2 separate regions of the Homo sapiens genome follow, and region 2 is linked to region 1. The links are chromatin loops, found by intact Hi-C in ENCODE. Cell type or tissue: heart left ventricle. All regions are shown on one strand. Each heading gives the region's core, and the rest is flanking DNA. Links, peaks and the distances in the headings are about the cores only. Region 1 overlaps ITGA1 (integrin subunit alpha 1). Region 2 overlaps ITGA1 (integrin subunit alpha 1).

Evidence for each region. Hi-C counts contacts between places; a loop is a spot of excess contacts. Peaks named below come from ENCODE experiments on the same cell type or tissue, not always from the same donor. Only the 100,000 strongest peaks of a DNase experiment are listed, where the experiment ranks them.
Region 2: a loop joins it to region 1, with 4 times the contacts of the local background. A loop is called at or near these places in 1 of 110 quality-filtered maps.

Annotation. Positions count from the first base shown.
Region 1 is chr5:52,890,282-52,895,670 of GRCh38, reverse strand. ITGA1 (integrin subunit alpha 1) reads right to left here. Exons shown (of 29, transcript NM_181501.2): 9 at 1,831-1,996. Among named protein-coding and RNA genes, the nearest start is that of PELO-AS1, 92 kb to the right of the region's middle. In heart left ventricle, for the core only: no CTCF peak of the experiment used is centred there; no DNase peak of the experiment used is centred there; H3K27ac peaks cover 2,686 bases.
Region 2 is chr5:52,939,315-52,944,703 of GRCh38, reverse strand. It overlaps ITGA1 (integrin subunit alpha 1), which reads right to left. Exons shown (of 29, transcript NM_181501.2): 25 at 5,013-5,114; 26 at 4,760-4,864. The region is part of intron 3 of ITGA2-AS1 (ITGA2 antisense RNA 1); the gene reads left to right. Among named protein-coding and RNA genes, the nearest start is that of ITGA2, 47 kb to the left of the region's middle. In heart left ventricle, for the core only: no CTCF peak of the experiment used is centred there; no DNase peak of the experiment used is centred there.

The DNA.
Region 1 (5,389 bases), core at 58-5,057:
TCATTTCAGGCAATTGATCTCCCCCTCCCCTAGCTGAAGTGGGCTTCATTTTTGCCAGTTTTAGGTTACTTGCTTACTTAAAAGGAGATTTAGAAATGACACTGTATTCTGTTGAACTATCAAATGTAACTATGTAACTTTTCTTTTAAATTATTTTTACAGATTGTTTCTATCATATCTTAGCCCATGTTATTAAAAATTAAAAGTACACAATTAGTTGGAAGACCTTATGTATTTTCCTTAAGGCCAGCCAAGCTCATAATCTGGTTTATTGGTAAATGACACCGGGAGAGCTGTTGAGAGACCAAAGCCACTTAAAAATGACTTGTACACAGAGCACAAGACAGCTGAGTTCTTCAGAAGCAGCTGGGACTCCAGACTCATAAACAATTAGAGTGTTCTGTTTCTAAAGGCACAGGGGAAAGAGGCCAGGGGAAAAGGGAGGCACAGAAATTCAGTCTGGCTGGCCTGTAGATTCCTATCACCTCTAAATCAAATGTTCTAAGTACGGATTGTGACCCAGTCATGAAATCAACAGACTGAGTATAGCCAGCATTTTTTTTTCATTGAAAGAGATTAGGGTAGAATGGAATTGATGAGAAACCATCACAGTGCATCACATGTAATAAGAATTATCTTGTGAAACTTTGCCTTATTTTTATATGTATATATTTATGTGCACTGGGTCAAAAAGCAAAATGTAGTTATTATCGTGAGTCACACTCAAAAAAAGTTTGAAAGCCATAACTCTAAATAATTATCTTTCCTTTCTGTACATTTTCATATTCTAATTTTTCTGCATTTTCCCAGCCCCTTGACGCTCAATCAAAATGGTCTACTTTTTTTCAGTTGTGTCTCATTCCCATTTTGTCTTTCTGTTTCCTATTATCAATCAAATCAGGGAAACTGAGAAAGTGCTTTTAAATTTCTATTGTTAAGATGTAGAAACAACAGTCTTTCAGTGTGTCCTCACAAGGACAGGGTCAACTGGATTTGGATGTAGCCTAAGGGGAAAAGAATTCTCTGGTGGTTTCTCTCCCTAGTTGGAGAAAAGGCGCATGTTCCCTGAGACTAGAGATCATCAAAGAATGTGAAGAAAGAAGCTTTGCCAGTTTGCCTGGCATAACAATTCTGAAGACTTTTTTTTTTTGTTTTTTAGGAAAGATCGAGTTCCAAAGTAATTAGCTACTTGACATCCTCTACCTAAGGCAGAATAGGGAATGCCATAACTCGTTATCCTCAACAGCCAGTCACCATTGAAAACTCAAGGAAAAATCTGCAAAGAAGTAACATGATTTAGACAAATACAGTGAACCAATGTTTCATTGCCATGGATTTTAAGGCAAATTTCCATGAAGACCTTTAAAATGGGCAAGGAGCAAAATACAGAGAAAATAAGTGAACAAAGAAGTTATTGCATAAGAGCACTCTTGTAGTAGCTCAATATGAAATGAAGAAACAAACAAACAAAAAAAACCCAAACCAGAGGTAGTACCCTCATTTTCCAAATCTATGTAACAGAAAAGGAACAAAGCACATGGAAACATTTTTGTCCTGGCACATCTACATTGACCATTGTCTTCATCGGCTGTCCCATCAGCACTGCCCTACCATGCCCTTACAAAGAGAGTCTCTAGCAGACACAGTGTTGTGAGAAACAGCCATCTTAATGGCAGATTTATATAAAAGAGCATTGTTCCATGCTAGATATTGTACACAGTAAAAAAAAAAAAAAAGTATTACTGATGTATTAGGAATAAATACAAAAATCCCATTATACTGATTTTGAATTGCAGAGAGAACATGCAGCAATAAGATAAATAGACATACCTTCCAGGGCAAATATTCTTTCTCCCAGAGTTTTAACAATGGTGACTAGAGCCAATTCATCAGAGACATTGAAGAAATGCTTTTCAGTGGGTTCACTTGCAATTGATTTTATTTCCTCCACAAATTTTTCAGTGCTTAAATTTCCTCGGTTATAGCTGCCAAGAATCTAAGACACAACAGAAACAGCAAGAATATATTTTAAATTCTATGTGTTAAATAAAGGATCTCAAGCATTTTGTCAGTAAACAACAGTGTAGAGTACCTTAGCATAATGGAATTTTTATGTACTTTCATATTTATGGAAGAGTGATTTTCAAAATTTGTAGACTCCCTAATATTAACTGTTATATAAACACCACAATTGGTGTAGAAAAATATAAAGGGCAATTTTGTATGTCTGTGAAAATTTCTCCTCTTGTACTCTGTGTCCCTGTTACTAACAGCTGTATTTTTAAAATCTGACAGTTCAAAAGTAATGTTATATTCATAGTTTCTGAATGTCTTTGATATTATTCCAGCTAGTGATGTCATTATCTGCTGGCAAAGGCAATCAGCAAGTGAGTTGCCTGCTTTTGAATGAGCAATTCTTCCTGAAACTATTACCAAGGCACAGTCCAGCACATATATATTTTAAACACATACTGGACTAAGTGGTAATCTAAATTGGCAATCTGGAAAATAAACAATTGAGATATTCTTGTTTGAAACCAAATGCTGGAGACAGGGGCATTCTTTTTTATGAAGAGGAGAGAGAAGCAGGAGTTATATATGATTGTTAACTATAATTATTTAGATGTCCAAGCAGGTTTTCTCAAACATTTAGTTTTTTTTTAAGGTAAGGTTTATTGCAATAAATTATATACAGTAAAATTCACCCTGTTTAGATGTACAATTCTATGAGTGTGACAAACCAATATAGTTGTGTTACTGCCACATCAAGGTGTAGAATATTTACATCACCCCAAAAAGTTCCCTCCTGCCCCTATAGTCAATCCCTTCCTCCCCTCGTTCAACCCTGGCAACCACCGATAAATAATCTGTCCTTATAGCTTTGATTTTTCCAGAATGTCAGATTTAAGGAATCATATAGTATGTAGCCATTTGTGTCTGGCTTCTGTGACTTTGTACAATGCTTTTCAGAGTCATCCGTGTTGCTGCATGTAGCAGTAGTTGGGTCCTTTCTATTGCAGAGTAGCATTCCATTGTATGGATGCACCACAATTTACTTAATGAGAACATTTGAGTTGTTTGCAGCTTCAACATATTATGAATAATGCTGCTGTAAATATTCACATGTAGGTCTCTGTAATAGACATATATTTTCTTTTCTCTTGAGTAAATAACTAGAAATGAAAGTGCTGGGTCATACAATAAGTGAATGATTAACTTTTTAAGAAACTGCCAAACTGCTTTCCACAGTAATCGTCCCATTTTGCCATTTTACTATTCCCATCAGAAATGTCTAAGAGATCCAGCTGCTTTGCATGCGTGTCAATACTTGTTATTGTCAGTTTTTTTTGTTCACTTGTTAGTTTTAGCAATTGTGTTAGCGTATAGTGGTGTCTTATTTAATTTGCATTTCTCTAATGACTAATGATGTTGAGACTCTTTCATACAATTATTTGCTATAGTATTTCTTCCTCGGTGTAGTTAGTGTCTGTTCAAATCTTTTTCCCATTAAAAGAAAACGAGATGTTTATTTTCCCTTAAATGTGTTGTAAGAGTTCTGTATATAGTCTGGATGCAAGTCCTTTATGTGTTTTGCAGATGTTTTCTTCCCGTCTGTAGATTGTCTTTTCATATTCTCAACAGTGTCATCTGAAGAGTAGAAGTTTTACATTTTGATGAAGTCCAACTAATTAGCTTTGTTGAGGTTTGTACTTTTTCTGCCTAAAAAAATTAGTTTTTAATGTAAAAATTTTTTATGTTAAAACTGTTTTTAATATAAAAATGTTCAAGATAATGAAAACATTTTTAAAACAATATGTAAAATTTAACATGCAAAAAAATTTAAAAATCCCCAATATGTAGATATGACCTAATTCTATTTTTTAAATCACATAAGTACATGGGCATAAAAAATGTGAAAAAATGTGTATCATAATATATTATTTTGTATTTCTGTATATTAGGACACTAGGTGTTTCCTTATATTTGCTTCAATATTTTTTTTAAAACTTTATAATAAAAAATCACTTCTGTAATAAATAAAAAAATTAGTTTTTACCATAGTTGCAAGTGTTACCTGAAGATTATCACTTTGGTTTTTTTTTTTTTTTTTTTTTAGTGTTCATGATACATTTATAACAATAACTCAAACTGGACACAAGCAAAATGTCTATAAACAGTAGAGTACAAATTGTGGTCTATAAAATAGATAACAATAACAAAAAATGAATCCCCAGTACACAAAATATCACAAGCAATAATTATGTTGAGTGAAAAGCTAAACACACAGTACATACTATACAGTTTTATTTATTTGAAATTCAAGAATTGGCAATCTAAGTGAGCTATGGTGGTATGTCACATCAGTGGTTACTACAGGAGGTGTGTATTTAAAATGAAAAAAAAAAAAGAAAAAAAAAACATTGCTGGGTATATATCCCAAAGAAAGGAAATAGTATATTGAAGAAATATCTGCACTCCCCTGTTTATTGCAGCACTGTTTACAATAGACAAGATATAGAATTAACCTTAAGTATGGATCAATGGATGAATGGATTTAAAAAAACATGGTATATCTTCACAACAGAATATTATTTATCCATTAAAAAGAACAAAACTTTGTCATTTCCAGCAACATGGATGGAACTGAAGAACATTATATTAAATGAAATAAGCCAAGCACTGAAGGACAAATATCACTACGTTCTCACTCAAATGTGTGAGCTGAAAATGTGGATCTCATAGACATACTGAATAGAATGGTGGTTATCAAAGGCTGGAAAGAGTAGTGGGGAAGAGCAGGGATGAAGAGGGGTTAGTTAATGGATTTAAAACTATAATTAGATGGAAGGAATAAGAGCTAGTGTTCAGTAGCACTATAGGACAACTACAGTAAACATATTGTATATTTCAAAATAGCTACAGGAGAAGATTTGGAATATTCCCAACACAAAGAAATGATAAGTGTCTGAGGTGATGGATATTCCAATTGCCCAGATTTGATCATTAGCCACTGTATGCCTGTATCAAAATATCACATGTACCAGGTAAATATGTACAGCTATCGTGTATCCATAAAAATTAAAGATACATTTTAAAAAAGAAAGCACAGGAAACTTTCTGGGAGTGATGAAATTGCTCTATATCTTGATTAAGTCTTATGTGGGTGCACGTAATTGTCAAAACTCACCAAATTGTTCACTTCGTGCACACTTTTCACACTGAAACCTTGCATTTCACTGTATTGTAAATATCACTTCAATTTTTAAAAACAGAATGAACTATACAGATATGCAACATTATGGATGAATCTTAATATAGTATTAAGTTTTAAAAGTTCCAAAATATTATATACAGCATTACACTCTTTTTAAAATGTTAAAAACAATGA
Region 2 (5,389 bases), core at 243-5,242, 49 kb before region 1:
TATTTTGTATTGATTTATCATTAGAAAAAACAAACCTCAAACTCTGCCTACCTTTAATGTAGCAAGACATGAAACAACTACATTCTGGTGATGAAGTTTATCTAGGCACTTATTTAGGATTAAAAATGAAATTGATGATCTAGGGGGACAAGATGGCTAACTAGACACAGCCATCTCTCCCACTAAGAGATCCCAAATTATCAAGTAAATAATATAATTTGGGCAGATCTGATCTCTAGGGAGAAAACACCGCAAGTGTGTGGAGAGGCAACACAGATGCTGAGGCTGAAGAGGGAGAAGCTGGGAACCCTGCGTAGGGTACCTGAATGCTTGGGCTACTTCCTGGCCCTAAATGGCTCCTGGAGAAGGGGTGAGGGAGGGGACTGAGGGACAGCTCACTCTTGCCACAGACATCTGGGATCTAAGCTACAGAGTACCCAACATCTCCAATGGATGTGTGAGCTGGCAGGTGGATTTTCCCAGGGAGCAGGTAGAGACAGGGCTTCAGCTAGCATGGAGCCCAGGAGCTTTTGTGAGCAGAGCACAGACATAGGTGCCCATCCCCTCGGACTCCCCATCTCCTTCAGAGAGGCTCTAGCCCCAGGTGACCACAAGCCAGGAGAAAGCAGGCATTCCCCATGGGACTGGGGCATGTCTGTTCTGCAGCCTCTCCCGCCTGCCAGACCCTCCCAGAGTCCCTGCCTAACTGCCCCACAGGAGCATGTGCACAGCGCAGTCTCTGCCGCCCAGCCTGGGTGCTGCGCCCCACCTGAGTACTTTCCCTGTGACCTGGGAGGACTTTGGATCCTCCAAAGCAACCAGAGCCTGACTCTGAGCTGCGGGGTGTCCTGGAGACCCAGAGATGGCATGTCCGTCTCAGGAGTACCAAGCTGAGATCTATGGCTGGCACTCAAGTAGGGGAGGAGCCCCCATCTCAGAGCACTGAGATGGGTAACAAACATGGATTCGTGGGCCAGCGTGGGCCAGCACTGGAGTAGGGCATGACTCCCTCCACAGGGCTGGTTCGGAAAAGGTGTCACCTATCTACCTGCCATGGCCTCTGCCCGAGAGAGCCTGTGGCCCAGAACACCTAACAAAAGAAACATGGGTACAGTGCCAGTGATTGGAGGAGGCCTCTCCCTACCCACTGCAGAGCACCCCTGCAAACATGAGCAAATACAAGAGTGGCAAGACTAAGAGCCTATCTACTGCCCATTACCCTTAATTGCCCTCTACTGGATCACAGCTCAAACAACAACACCAAAAATTACTTTGCTAATAAACACTCCTGTGAGCATACACCCACAAATAAAGATCCTGTACAGAGACTTGGCCCTCTGAAAGCATCCAGAAACAAACCCAAATGACTACACTCAACTTACACCACAGTTGAAGAACATCAGTCCCCCAAGATGAGAAAGAATCAGCACAAGAACTCTAGGTAGAGACAGGCATCAAAGAAACATACCTCCAAATAATAAGAGTCATCTGTAACTAATCCTAGCCAATATCATACTGAATGGGCAAAAGCTGGAACCATTCCCCTGGGGAACTGGAATAAGACAAGGATGCCCACTCTTACCACTCCTATTCAACCTAGTACTCTAAGTCCTAGCCAGAGCAATAAGGCAAGATAAAGAAATAAAGACATCCAAATAGGAATAGAAGAAGTCAAGCTATCTTTTTTCCACTGGTAATATGATCCTATACCTAGAAAACCCTTAAGACTCTGCCAAAAAACTCCTAGAATTCATAAATGACTTTAGTAAAGTTTCAGAATATAAAATAGGGGTACAAAAATTAGTAGCATTTCTATACACCAATAATGTTCAAGGTGAGAGTCAAATAAACAACACAACTCAGGGCTGGGTGCGGTGGCTCACGCCTGTAATCCCAGCACTTTGGGAGGCTGAGGTGGGCAGATCATGAGGTCAGGAGATCGAGACCATCCTGGCTAACACAGTGAAACCCCATCTCTACTAAAAATACAAAAAAAAAAAAAAAAATTAGCCGGGCATGGTGGTGGGTGCCTGTAGTCCCAGCTGCTCAGGAGGCTGAGTCAAGAGAATGGCGTGAACCCGGGAGGCGGAGCTTGCAGTGAGCCAAGGTCGCGCCACTGGACTCCAGCCTGGGCGACAGAGCGAGACTCCGTCTCAAAAAAAAAAAAAAAACTCCATTTACAGAAGCTACAAAAAACACTGAAATATCCAGGAATACAGCTAACCAAGGAGGTAAGAGATCTCTAAAAGGAGACCTAAAAAACACTGCTGAAAGAAATCAGAGATGAGACAAATAAAAGAAAAAACCTTTCATTTAATATCATTAAATGGCCATACTGCCCAAAGCAATGTATAGATTTAACACTGTTGCTCTTAAAGTACCAACATCATTTTTCACAGAATTAGAAAAAACTATTCTAAAATTCATGTGGATCTAAAAAAAGAGCTCAGGTAGCCAAAGCAATCCTAAGTAAAAAGAACAAAGCCAGACCCATCACACTGCCTGACTTCGAACTCTACTATAAGGCTACGGTAATCAAAACAGTATGATACTGGTACAGAAGAGCCACATGGACCAGTGAAACAGAATAGAGAATTCAGAAATAAAGCCACATACCTACAGCCGTCTGATCTTTGATAAAGCCAACAAAAACAAGCAATGGGGAAAGGAATCCCTAGTCAAAAAATGGTGTTGGGATAACTGGCTAGCCATATGCAGAAGAATGAAACTGGACCCCTAACTTTCCCCATATATAAAAACTAACCAAGACAAATTAAAGATTTAAATATAAGACCTTTAACTATAAAAATATTATAAGAAAACCTAGGAAATACCCTCTCTGACATTGGTCTTGGCAAATAATTTTTGGCTAAGTCTCTAAAAGCAATTGCAACAAAAACAAAAATTGACAAGTGGGATCTAATTAAACTAAAGAGCTTCTGCACAACAAAAGACATTATCAATAGAGTAAACAGACAACCTACAGAATGGGAGAAAATAATTGCAAACTATGCATCTGACAAAGGTCTAATATCCAGAATAAGGAACTTGAACAACTCAGCAAGCAATCAATCAACAAATAACCACATTAAATAATGGGCGAAGGACATGAATAGACTCCTTAAAACATGACATACAGGTGACCAACAAACATATGAAAAAACTCTCATTATCACTAATCATTACAGAAATGCAAATAAAAGCCAAAATGAGGTAGGTACCATCTCACTCCAGTCAGAATGGCTATTATTAAGAAGTCAAAAAATAACAGAAAATGGTGAGGCAGCAGAGAAAAGGAAAAGCTTATACACTGTTGGTGGGGATGTAAATTAGTTCAGCCAGTGGAAAGCAGTTTGGAGATTTCTCAAACAACTTAAAACAGAACTACCATTCAACCCAGCAATCCCATTACTGGGTGTATATACCCGAAAGAAACTGTTTACCAAAAAGACACGTGCGGTCATATCTTCATTGCAGTGCTATTCACAACAGCAAAGACATGGAATTAACATAGGTGCCCATCAACAGTGGCCTGGATAAAGAAAATATGTACATATACACCATGGAACACTGCACAGCCATAAAAAAGAACAAAATCATGTCCTTTGCAGCAACATACATGCAGATGGAGGCCATAATCCTAAGCAAATTCCACAGGAACAGAAAACCAAATACCACATGTTCTCACGTATAAGTGAGAGTTAAGCCTTGGGTACTCATGGATATAAAGATGGGAACAGTAGACACCATGGACTACTTGGAGGAGCTGACAAACTACCTATTGGGTATTATGCCCACTACCTGAGCGATGGAATCTGTACCCTAAACCTCAATATCCTGCAAATATACCCATGTAACAAACTCGTGCATGTATACTCCCTGTATCTAAAATTAAAGTTGAAATTTAAAAAATGAAATTGCCAATATTAACAGTTAATGACATAAAAATAGCAACTTACTATAATCAAATTCAAAAATGGCAAAGTCATATGTTCAACTAAATACTTCCTGAGAAATAAATAATACAAAATACAATAAAAAGTTTTAAAGTAGCTTATTGTCAGACAGATTTGGCTTTATAAGGGGTTAAAAATGTCTTCATAGTCTCTACTAAAATACAAAAAAAAATTAGCCGGGCGTGGTGGTGGGCGCCTGTAGTCCCAGCTACTCGGGAGGCTGAGGCAGGAGAATGGCGTGAACCCGGGAGGTGGAGCTTGCAGTGAGCTGAGATCGTGCCACTGCACTCCAGCCTGGGCGACAGAGAGACACTCCGTCTCAAAAAAAAAAAAAAGAAAAAAGGCTTCATATATACCTATATATTATAAAATTATACATATAATAACAGTCTGATAAAACACAGTAAGTCTATGGTATATGTTAGCTCTTTCCTTTGTTACTGGGGTCAAGGGTTGCCACTTTATTATACTCTGTACATTAACTGAGTTCCAAAGTATTAAGATAAGTGCAAGCTTTGGTACTGGAAAGGTATTTATCTCTTAAAGTACAAAGAAAAAGGATAAGAGAGATTGAAAAAAGTATATCTCTCCAGAGGGGACCTTGGTAATATCTTAGTTCTTAACAGACAAGGAAGATGAGACACACATAGCTGGTTAAGTAGAGCTGGGGCTTGGTCACATCCTCTTATACTTCCAGTCGCACATTCTTTCCAAAAGCAGCACAGTGCCTTGCATATTCTAAGTGGTAAATGAATATTTATTGATATTATTCAATAAGTGCATAGAACTATGTATTTACTTACTTTTATAAAAGTTGGTTTCCACAAGATAAGCGAAACATTGACTTGGCTGATGTCAGAAGAAGTGAGATTACATGTGATGGTAGCAAATTTACATGTATTGCAGTCCTGTTTAAATGTCCAGAGATACATATCAGTATTCTTGCCGTTTTATCAAATATCTATATTTAAATTCTTCAGATGGTTATTTCTAGATTGATATCAATTTTATTCATTTGGAAAGCAAAAGGTAAAAATAGCACTTGTCTTAATTTACCAGAATTGTGCCTCGTTTGAGATGGTCAGTTGATGTAGTCATTTTCTTTCCAGAGTTGATACTGAAAGGATCCTCAAAGATATGGGGTCTGCAGTTTGCATTCTAGAAATGAAAATATTACATTTATCAGACAATGCCAGATATCAGAGGAAAAACATGACTTGCTGCAGTAGTGTAAAGAATCTGTGAATGACAGCCATTGCCATATATTAGAGATCCATCTTTGTAAGTGTGCTGTATGGGAAAGGTTGTTATGCACCAGCCATACATACATATATATCCACCCCAAGATAATATGTACTCTTACCATGCTACTTTTGAATTGTAATGGAAACTAGTGAGGTTGTAATGGAAAAGAAAGAATGCTAATAGAACTT